Linked DNA regions of Homo sapiens: region 1 is linked to region 2. Evidence: read pairs that join two places in POLR2A ChIA-PET (ENCODE). Cell type or tissue: Caco-2. All regions are shown on one strand. Region 1 overlaps MYH14 (myosin heavy chain 14). Region 2 overlaps EMC10 (ER membrane protein complex subunit 10).

Evidence for each region. ChIA-PET counts read pairs that join two places held together with the same protein. Peaks named below come from ENCODE experiments on the same cell type or tissue, not always from the same donor. Only the 100,000 strongest peaks of a DNase experiment are listed, where the experiment ranks them.
Region 1: POLR2A ChIA-PET joins it to region 2 with 12 read pairs; 1 of 35 experiments calls an interaction of 5 or more read pairs at or near these places.

Annotation. Positions count from the first base shown.
Region 1 is chr19:50,232,290-50,237,289 of GRCh38, forward strand. All of the region lies in intron 10 of MYH14 (myosin heavy chain 14), which reads left to right. Among named protein-coding and RNA genes, the nearest start is that of MYH14, 31 kb to the left of the region's middle. In Caco-2, no CTCF peak of the experiment used is centred here; a DNase peak (open chromatin) is centred at 2,312.
Region 2 is chr19:50,482,628-50,487,627 of GRCh38, forward strand. It overlaps EMC10 (ER membrane protein complex subunit 10), which reads left to right. Exons shown (of 7, transcript NM_206538.4): 7 at 1-5,000. It overlaps MYREM (MYBPC2 cis regulating lncRNA enhancer of myogenesis), which reads right to left. Exons shown (of 2, transcript NR_186349.1): 1 at 4,765-5,000; 2 at 4,183-4,561. Among named protein-coding and RNA genes, the nearest start is that of MYREM, 3.8 kb to the right of the region's middle. In Caco-2, a CTCF peak has its summit at 4,467 (motif pointing right); a DNase peak (open chromatin) is centred at 4,414.

The sequences.
Region 1 (5,000 bases), 250 kb before region 2:
TGTTAGTAGACTATGAGTGCAGCTGGGCGCAGTGGCTCATGCCTGTAATCCCAGCACTTTGGGAGTCCCAGGCAGGTGGATCATTTGAGGTCAGGAGTTCAAGACCAGCCTGGCCAATATGGTGAAACACCGTTTCTACTGAAAATACAAAAAAGTTAGCCAGGCGTGGTGGTGGGCACCTGTAATCCCAGCTACTCAGGAGGCTTAGGCAGGAGAATAGTTTGAACCCAGGAGGCGGAGGTTGCAGTGAGCTGAGATCGCACCACTGCACTGCAGCCTGGTCAACAGAGCGAGACTCTGTCTCAAAAAAAAAAAAAAAAAAAAAAACAAAAAGACCATGAGTGCCATGGAGAAAGATGGGGGAGGGAGGGGCACAGCTTTAAGCAGGGGCTCAGGGGAGGGTGGACTGAGATGGGGATGTTTGAACGAAGTCCTGAGGAAGTGAGGGAATGAGCACTGGAGATGTGGGGGAAGAGCATTCCTGGCAGAGGGAACAGCCTGTGCAAAGGCCCTGAGGCAGGAAAGGGGTGGCATATTTGAGGGATTGACACTTCTGGTGGTGGAGCTGCAGAGGGGTGGGGAGTCTCAAACGCCAGCCTAGGAGGTTGGGACTTTGTCCTGGGGTGCTGGGGAGCTGTGGGAGGGCTGGGAGCAGGGGTTGGACAAATTCAGCTCTGGGAGCAAGAAGACCCCTTGGGGGCCGTGTGAGAGACACACTGGAGTGGGTGGTGCTGAGACCAGAAGGAGGCTGCTGAGGCTCTAGGGAAGGCTCAGGACGCTGTCCCAGGGCTGCTCAGGTTGGCCCAGGCTGCGCGGCACTGGTTATTTGGTGTTAAATGCTCAGCTCATCACCCCCGTGTCAGGGTGCTGTGCCCACCCCCACTTTTTTTTTTCTTTTGAGAGGGAGTCTCACTCTGTTACCCAGGCTGGAATGCAGTGGTGTGATCTCAGCCCACTGCAACCTCTGCCTCCTGTGTTCAAGTAATTCTCCTGCCTCAGCCTCCCGAGTAACTGGGATTACAGGCGCCCGCCACCTCGCCTGGATAATTTTTGTATTTTTAGTAGACATGGGGTTTCACCATGTTGGCCAGGCTGGTCTCGAACCCCTGACATCAGGTGATCCACCCTCCTCGGCCTCTCAAAGTGCTGGGATTCCAGGCGTGAGCCGCTGCGCCCAGCCTGTGCCCCCACTTTTTTCACCAAACAGCATGTTTTGACAGCAGCTCTGTCTCAGTGCTGCATTAGTTTGCTTAGGCTAACAAAGTACCACAAACCTAGTGCCTAAAACAACAGAAATTGATTGTCTTGTGGTTCTGGAGGCCAGACGCCCGGGATCGTGGTGTTAGTGAGGGTGGTTCATCCCGGGAGAATCGGCTGCAGGTCTCTCCCTAGGCTCCTGGTGGTTTTCTGGCAATCTTCGGCGTTCCCTGGCTCATAGTCGCATCACCCGATCTCTGCTTTTGTGTTCACATGGCGGCTCCCTGTGTGTGCATCTGTGTCCAAAATTCCCCCTCCCCCCTCCCCCCGACCCCCCCGCCCCAACCTTTTTGTTTTTTTGAGACGGAGTCTTGCTGGAGTGCAAGTGGTGCAATCTCGGCTCACTGCAACCTCCACCTCCCGGGTTCAAGCGATTCTCCTGCCTCAGCCTCCCAAGTAGTTGGGATCACAGGCGTGTGTGCCACCACACCCGGCTAATTTTTTTGTACTTTTAGTAGAGACAGGGTTTCACTAAGTTGGCCAGGCTGGTCTCGAACTGCTGACTTCAAGTGATCCTCCCGCCTCCGCCTCCCAAAGTGCTGGGATTACAGGCATGAGCCACCGCACCTGGCCTCCTACCCTACACTGGTATGATTTTATCTTAACTCGTTACATCCGTAATGACCCTGTTTCCAATACTGTCACATTCTGAGGTCCTGGGGTTTAGATCCCCAACATGCTTTTTAGGAGGGGGTGGTGTAGACATGATTCAACCCGTAACAAGTACGTAGGTGGACCTCCGCCTTTTCAGAGGCTGCGTAATGTTTCATTGTTTGCGTGAACTATGATTCTTTTAACCAAGCCCTCCAAAGAAAGACCTTTAGGTGTTTCTGGGCTGAGCCAGGGCCGCCTCTGGGTCTGATTGTCTTCTGGTCTCTGGCGCTGTGGGAGGCCCCAGGAGCTATTGTTGGCTCCAGGGCCGGATTGGAAGTGCTGGAAATGGAGCGTAGCTTGGCTGTCTACCCAGGCTGCAAACAGCCGGGCCTCTTGTGGCCTATTGACACAGGGTCTTGGGCCTCTCCCACCCCCACCCCGCCGCATTTCCCAACCAGGGTTGCATAATTCCCCAGCCTGCATGACTCCGCAGCTGGGCAGCTGGCACACAAATTCAGACTGTGGCTGCAATGGGGACCTGGGCCTCCCAGCCTGTCCTCTTAGGTCCTGCCTGGCCTCTTGTCACCATGAGCTCATGTGACCCTCCTGGCAGCTGCCCTGCTGTGTGGCAGGCGCAGGCAGCAGCTCTGATTTTTGGAATTCAGAAATAAAAACTTTGCAGCAACCTATGCATGTAGTAACATAAACTGAATGTGGCTAAAGGTTGTACTGACAAAACCAAGCCTTCCCACTCTTCCCTGGCCCTAGTTTCCCACTGTTGAGCTTCTTGTATCTCCTTCCAGAAATATTTTAAGAATATAAGAAAAGACACATATTATTTGTCTATAGGAGGAGGCATTCTCTAACCCCACAGCTGATGTTCAGCTGTCAACATCACTGTGGTGATAAAAAAAATGTGAAGCAATTTCTCTATTGGTTCAAAAGTTCCGGCCAAGTGCAGTGGCTCACGCCTGTAATCCCAACAGTTTGGGAGGCCGACTGAGGTCAGGAGTTCGAGACCAGCCTGGCCAACATGGTGAAACCCCGTCTCTACTAAAAATACAAAAATTAGCCAGACATGGTGGTGGGCGCCTGTAGTCCCAGCTACTCAGGAGGCTGAGGCTAGAGAATTGCTTGAACCTGGGAGGCAGAGGTTGCAGTGAGCCAAGATCTCACCACTGCACTCCAGCTTGGAGCAGAGCGAGACTCCATCCAAAAAAAAAAAAAAAAGTTCCTGGATGTTGGTTGCTCCAGCTGGCCCCCCAGCTCCCTACCCTTCCACTAGAGACCCCCCTGGACCCTGGCCCAGCACTCTGGCCTAGGTTAGTCTGGGCCAGGCAGTGCTAGAGTTAAATACTCAGCTTGTCATTGGCTCACTCCTGTAATCCTAACACTTTGGGAGGCCGAGGTGGGAGAATCACTTGAGGCCAGGAGTTTGAGACCAGCCTGGGCAATATGGTGAGACCCTGTCTCTACTAAAAATTAAAAAAAAAAAAAATTAACCAGGTGTGGTGGTGCAAATCTGTAGTCCCAGCTACTTGGGAGGCTGAGGTGGGAGGATTAAGTCCAGGAGTAGGAGACTACAGTGAGCTATGATTGCACCACTGTACTCCAGGCTGGTGATAGAATGAGACCCCATCTCAAAACACCCCAAAACAAAGAAACAAATTACTCAGCTCATCATTCCCATGGAAGGATGCTCTGGACCCCCTCTCCACTGCCCTTTCCTACAGACTGGTATATTTTGGCCATAGTTGTGGTTCAAAATAGATGGACCTCATTCCTTTTTGCAGCTGCGTAAGGTTTTATTGTTTAAATAAACTATGATTCTTTCAGCCAATCCCTTGCAGATAGAGCCTTAGGTTGTTTCCATTCCATTACTATTGGAACAATTAAAAAAAAAAATGCTAAGCCAGCGCAGTGGCTCACGCCTGTAATCCCAGCACTTTCAGAGGCCAAAGCAGGCAGCTTGCTTGAGCTCAGGAGTTTGAGACCAGCCTGGGCAACATGATGCAACCTCGTCTTTACAAAAAACACAAAAAATTACCTGGGCGTGGTGGTGTGCGCCTTTACTCCCAGCTATTTGGGGGGCTGAGGTGGGAGGATCTCTTGAGCCCGGGAGGTGGAGGCTGCAGTGAACCGAGATCATGCCACTGCACTCCAGCCTGGGCGACAAAGTGAGACTCTGGGTCAAAAAGAAACAAGCTACCGTGAATATCCTTGTAAACAGGTTCTTGTGCTCTTGTGGAAACAGACCTGTAGGTTCAATTCTTAGAAACGAAATGCCAGCTGGGCGCGGTGGCTCACACCTGTAATCCCAGCACTTTGGGAGGCCGAGGCAGGCGGATCATGAGGTCAGAAGTTTGAGACCAGTCTGACCAACATGGTGAAACCCTGTCTCTACTAAAAATACAAAAATTAGCTGGGCGTGGTGGCACATGCCTGTAATCCCAGCTACTCGGGAGGTTGAGGCAGGAGAATCGCTTGAACCCGGGAGGCGGAGGTTGCAGTGAGCCAAGATTAAGCCACTGCACTCCAGCCTGGGTGTCAGAGCAAGACTCCATCTCAAAAAAAAAGAAAAAAAAGAAATGAAATGCCATTTCCAAGGAGACTTGTGATTCTTGTTTGCGTTCAGCATTAAAAAAATCGAACAGCTTTAAGATATAATTCACGTCACACCATTCACCTATTTAAACTGTGCAATTCCATAGCATTTTGTGTATTCATAGAGTTGTGCACCTATCATACAGTCACTTTTAGAACATTTTCAGTAGCCCAAGAAGATAACGCATACCCTTTAGCTGTCCCCCCAGGCCCTGTCCACAGCCTCTGGCAACCACTCTTCTGCTTTCGGTCTCTATGGACTTGCGTATTCTGGACATTTCATAGCAGTGAAATCATGCCGTATATGATCCTTTGTGACTGGCTGCTTTCTCTTGGCATCATTTTCAAGTTTCATCCACATTGTAGCATGCAGTAGGTTTCCTTCCTTTTTATTGCTGAATAATTTTTATTGTTATCTTCTTATCATGGAAAATTTCAAACATGTATGCAAACAGAGTGCAGAATGTAATGAATGCCCCACCACCACCAGCTGGCAGCTGTCACCAGCTCCATCAATGATGAACCGGTGACCTCTTGTGTTTCAT
Region 2 (5,000 bases):
TGTGCCTTTGTTCCAGGTGGTCTCACCCTCCTGTCCCTGGCTGGGCTAGGTGGTCCTGTCCAGGCTCCTGCAGCGCCCCCCTCACTTTGACACTGGACTAGGATGCAGCCTCCCTTCTGTGTCCCCTTGAGGGTACCCTGGGTCCCCTCATCAGGGGCAGAGGCATGAAAGAGTCGGGGCTGGATGGCCGGGGGCTTCTGGGCCCGACGCCTAGTGCAGCCCCTGGGGTCGTGGTTTGACATTTGTCTGCCTGGTGCAAACAAGGAATCCTTGCCTTTAAGGTGACAGGCCCTCCACAGGCTTCCAGACTTGAAGGAAAAGGTTTAAGAAAGAAAACAAAACCAACAGTTAGTGGAGTCAAAGCCCAGACACTGTAAATAGAACCCCCTCCACCACCCCCCGCCGCCCAGCATCCTACCTGGACTGCGGTGCTACGAGGGCCTGCGGGCCTTTGCTGTGTGCCACCCTCCCTGTAAGTCTATTTAAAAACATCGACGATACATTGAAATGTGTGAACGTTTTGAAAAGCTACAGCTTCCAGCAGCCAAAAGCAACTGTTGTTTTGGCAAGACGGTCCTGATGTACAAGCTTGATTGAAATTCACTGCTCACTTGATACGTTATTCAGAAACCCAAGGAATGGCTGTCCCCATCCTCATGTGGCTGTGTGGAGCTCAGCTGTGTTGTGTGGCAGTTTATTAAACTGTCCCCCAGATCGACACGCAGCTAGCCTCCTGCATTGTATGGTTATAAATAGCACCCTAGTGAGTGCTGTCGTCCAGTCTCTCTTGGGTGTGGTTTGAATGATCTCGGGATGCATGACTAAAATGGAATTACGATGGCAGATCGGAAACGCGTTTATAAACAAGTGATGGTTTGTGAGTCGACTGTCAAGACCAGGAGGTGGTGCACCGTGGGAGGTTGCCTTCCCTCCCATCACTTCTTTTTGTTTTTGAGTCAGGGTCTTGCTCTGTTACCCAAGCTGGAGTGCAGTGGCGGTACCTTGACTCACTGCGACCTCCACCTCTCAGGCTCAGCGATTCTCCCACCTCAGCCTCCTGAGTAGCTGGAATTGTAGGCGTGCACCACCACGCGCAGCTAGTTTTTGTATTTTTTGTAGAGACGGGGTTTCACCATATTGCCCAGGCTGGTCGTGAACTGCTGGACTCGAGTGATCCACCTGCCTCGGCTTCCCAAAGTGCTGGGATTACAGGCGTGAGCCACCGCGCCTGGCCTATTTTTGGTAACTTTAATAAAGAAGATAGTCTTAGCATTGCTAACTTCTGTTTCTTTCTCCACCTGCAGGAGATAGCTTATGCTTTTTCTGTCTTCATTCCATGTGAATCCTGCTTCATTCTTTTCCTAGAGGATTCCAGAAATATTTACTAATGCTTTTTTTTTTTTTTTTTTTTTTTTTTTGAGGCAGAGTCTCGCTCTGTCATCCAGGCTGGAGTACAATGGCACGATCTCAGCTCACTGCAACCTCCGCTTCCTGAGTTTAAGCGATTCTCCTGCATCAGCCTCCCAAATAGCGGGGATTGCAGGCGCCCGCCAACACACCTGGCTAATTTTTGTATTGTTAGTAGAGACAGGGTTTCACCATGTTGGCCAGGCTAGTCTTGAACTCCTGACCTCAGGTGATCTACCTGCCTCAGCTTCCCAAAGTGCTGGGATTACAGGCATGAGCCACTGCGCCAGGCCTACTGATGCTTTTTGGGAAGTGTTCCCAACTTGGAGTCCTGGTCCCTGTGTCTGATCTGCAGATGTCTTCTACCCCGGCACTGGGGGAACATCTTATTTTTCCTGGGTTAAACATTGGGATCTTTATAAACCTGATTATGTCCTTTCCCTCTAAGTCTCGGTTGCTTTCAGGCTGGCAGGGTTACTCTGTTGGGTATTCCAGGAAATGCCTGAGCTCCTTCAGGCTCCCCTAGCGTTCTGTTCTTATTAAACTTTTCTTCCCCGTCTGGCCGGTCCTTGGGGAACCCACTCACTATTTTATTTTATTGACCGGGTTATCCAGGGATGAAGTATGAAACTCAAAAGATAGAGTAGGTTGGCCAGGCATAGTGATTCATGCTTGTAGTCCCAGCTGTTTGGGAGGCTGAGACAGGAGGATCGCTTGAGCCCCAGAGTTCGATGCTTCCTGAGCTGTGATTGAATCACTTTACTCCAGCCTGGGTGACAGAGTGAGACCCTGTCTCCAGAATAGACAAAAGATGCAGTGGAATCCACGTCCAGAAACTGTATGCTCACTCTGGGCTCCAGCACCCACTTCCCCTCCCTGGAGGCAGCCTGAGTTTTCTGTCCCCTGGTATGCTGCAGATACTCTCCACAGAAACAAGCAGATGCACATGTCAACAGTTTTGCAAGTGTTGCTCTTTTCCCCCACCTTCTTTTGACATAGCTGGGGCAGTTTCCATCTCTGGTATAAGGTGCCATCTTATTCCATCTCTGGTGTAAGAGTGTGTTGCTGGATTTGAGTAGTTCTAAGCAGCACTGCAGGAGTCCCCCTGTTCTGCTGCATCATTTTGCACACATATGTGTCTGTGGAAGACATGGCCCGGTGGGGCCCCACCTTGCTGGGGGAGAGGGATGTGTGTGTGATGGTGGTGCATGCTTCCCCCTTGCTACTCCAGGTGTCTGCCCCATCCCTTCACCCTGGAGGTTCCAGACAGCCCCTCTTCACCAGCGATTCCCCAACTCATCTCCAGCTCAGATCCCACCCCTGATCTCCAGACTCATGGCCCCAGCTGCCTCCTGGGCTCCTTCCCCAGGATGTGCCTCAGGGGCCACTAAAGGAGCCAGTGCCTCCCACCTGCCCGGATCGGGTGCTCCTCCAGGGATCTTTGTTCCAGTGAGTGGTGCCATCACCTGCCCAACCTCATGGACCAGAGCACTGCCCTGTCCCAATCACGTTCTCCTATGCACCACCATACCTACCCCTAAAGTTCTTCCTGGCCTCATCCCGTCACCTCTGTCTCCATGGCCTTGGTCCCAGCTCAAGCCTCGTCCTCTGCCACCTGGACCATCGGCCCAGCCTCCTCTTTGGCCTCCCAGCCCCCAACATCCCCCCCTCAGTCCATCCCCCTAATGGAGAGCTTCCTGACACTAGAGCTGACCTCACTACTCCCCTGCTCACAGCCCTCCGCGTGGCCTCTCACCTCCCCCAGGATAGAGTCCCAACCCATCCTTCTGTGTCTCCTCCTCTCTGTGTCCACTGTCCTGACCCTAACTCAATCCTCATTCTCTGCCTCCTGGACCCTCATCCTAGCCTCGTGACTTCTGGTCTAAGATGTGAGAGCACCTGGCAAGGTAAATGCTCCAGGAGGGGTTGCTCCCTCCCATTTCCTGCCACCAGAAAATGTTATCGGCTGCGTGGCATTGCGAAAGCCTTCCTCTTCCCAGCCTAGGGTTTCATGTGGGCATTTAGGTGCTCCCAGTACATAGTTGCATGGCAAACAATCCTAAAATATACAAGACTACATTTAGTATTTTGTAAAATTCTTTACTAACCCCAAATTGTCTACTGGAAACTATAGGCTCCTTTTTTTTTGGTGGGTGGGGGGCAGGTGTGTTTGTGGGATGGAGTTTCACTTGTCACCCAGGCTGGAGTGCAGTGGCTCAATTTTGGCTCAATGCAACCTCCACCTCCCAGGTTCAAGCAATTCTCTTGCCTCAGCCTCCTGAGTAGCTGGGATTACAACCGTGTGCCACCACACCCAGCCAATTTTTGTATTTTTAGTAGAGACCGGGTTTCACCATGTTGGCCAGGCTGGTCTTGAACTCCTGACCTCAAGCGATCCACCTTAGTCTCCTAAAGTGCTGGGATTACATGTGTGAGCCACCGCCCCTGGCCTCTGTAGGCTTCTTTAACCCATCAGAGAGACTCCCTGGTAAGGATTAGGGGCTAATTACTGGTGCCTCTTCAGCTGTCAGTCCATCCTCCTTTATTTGTACCCACCTTCCAGTCAGCAAGGCACAACAATGTTGTTACAAAGGAAACAAACTCAATTTGGCCCATTTCCTGGAAATGCAATCTCCCAAACAGGTTTGTGTGAACCAAATTCCATTTTCCTTTGTTTCCCATGTGCAGTCCCAGTTGCATTTCCATGGGAGCCAATCCACCCACCCATAGAATGACTTGAAAATGTGTGAAGTTCAGAAGTTTCATACCAAGAAGTTTGCTGAGCATGATGTTTGTATATTGATTAGGAGTAAAAATGTTCATTTTTACAAAATATTACAACTTCTCCCTCTCCCCTCCTTCCACCCAGTATCCCCTGTTCCTCCCCCAGGCATTCTGGTCACTGTTCCTTTTTGTTGAGATCATTCTCGGTGTCTCATATAGCTGGGTTGCAGCTCCGTTCTTTGCCAGGAGGTGGTAATAGAGGATTCCACGCACTCAGAATGCCTCAGGCCGGCGCCTGTGGCTTCTCTCAATGGAGGGAAGTGTCCTGCAGGGGGCGCTGTTGGTCCTTCAGGCAAGGTCGGGTTCCCTCGAAGTCTCTGTCTTAGCAGTTGCTGGTCTTCAGAAACATTGGGCACCAATTTTCTCATTTCTGAAATGGAATTCAGGTGAGGTCCCCTCAGTGCTGAGGTGCTTCATGTTGTCAGAGGAAGAGTTGGGAAGGGAGCGGAATGGAGCAGAAAGGCGTCATCCGCTGCTCACTGAGCTCAGATAGGAGGCCAGGGATCGGCAGATTCAGGAGCCCACTCCTGGCCAACCCCAGGGGCCCCACCCAGTCCTGTCCCTGCTCCTTACGTGCTGTGTATCTTTAGGCAAGTTGCTTCCTGTCTCTGAGCGTCGTCTTTGTTTCCGCCTTCCTGGGCCTACGGCAGGCCTGATTCCTCCAGGCAGTGTCCAGAGTTCCGGACAGATGGAAAAGGAAGAGAGAATGGGTGTCACAAAGGTCTGTCCACTCCTGGGCCTCAGGCTTGGGGGCCCTGCTCAGGGCTAGCCTGTTTGGGCCTCGGTATGGACTCCTGCCTCCTGGTCAG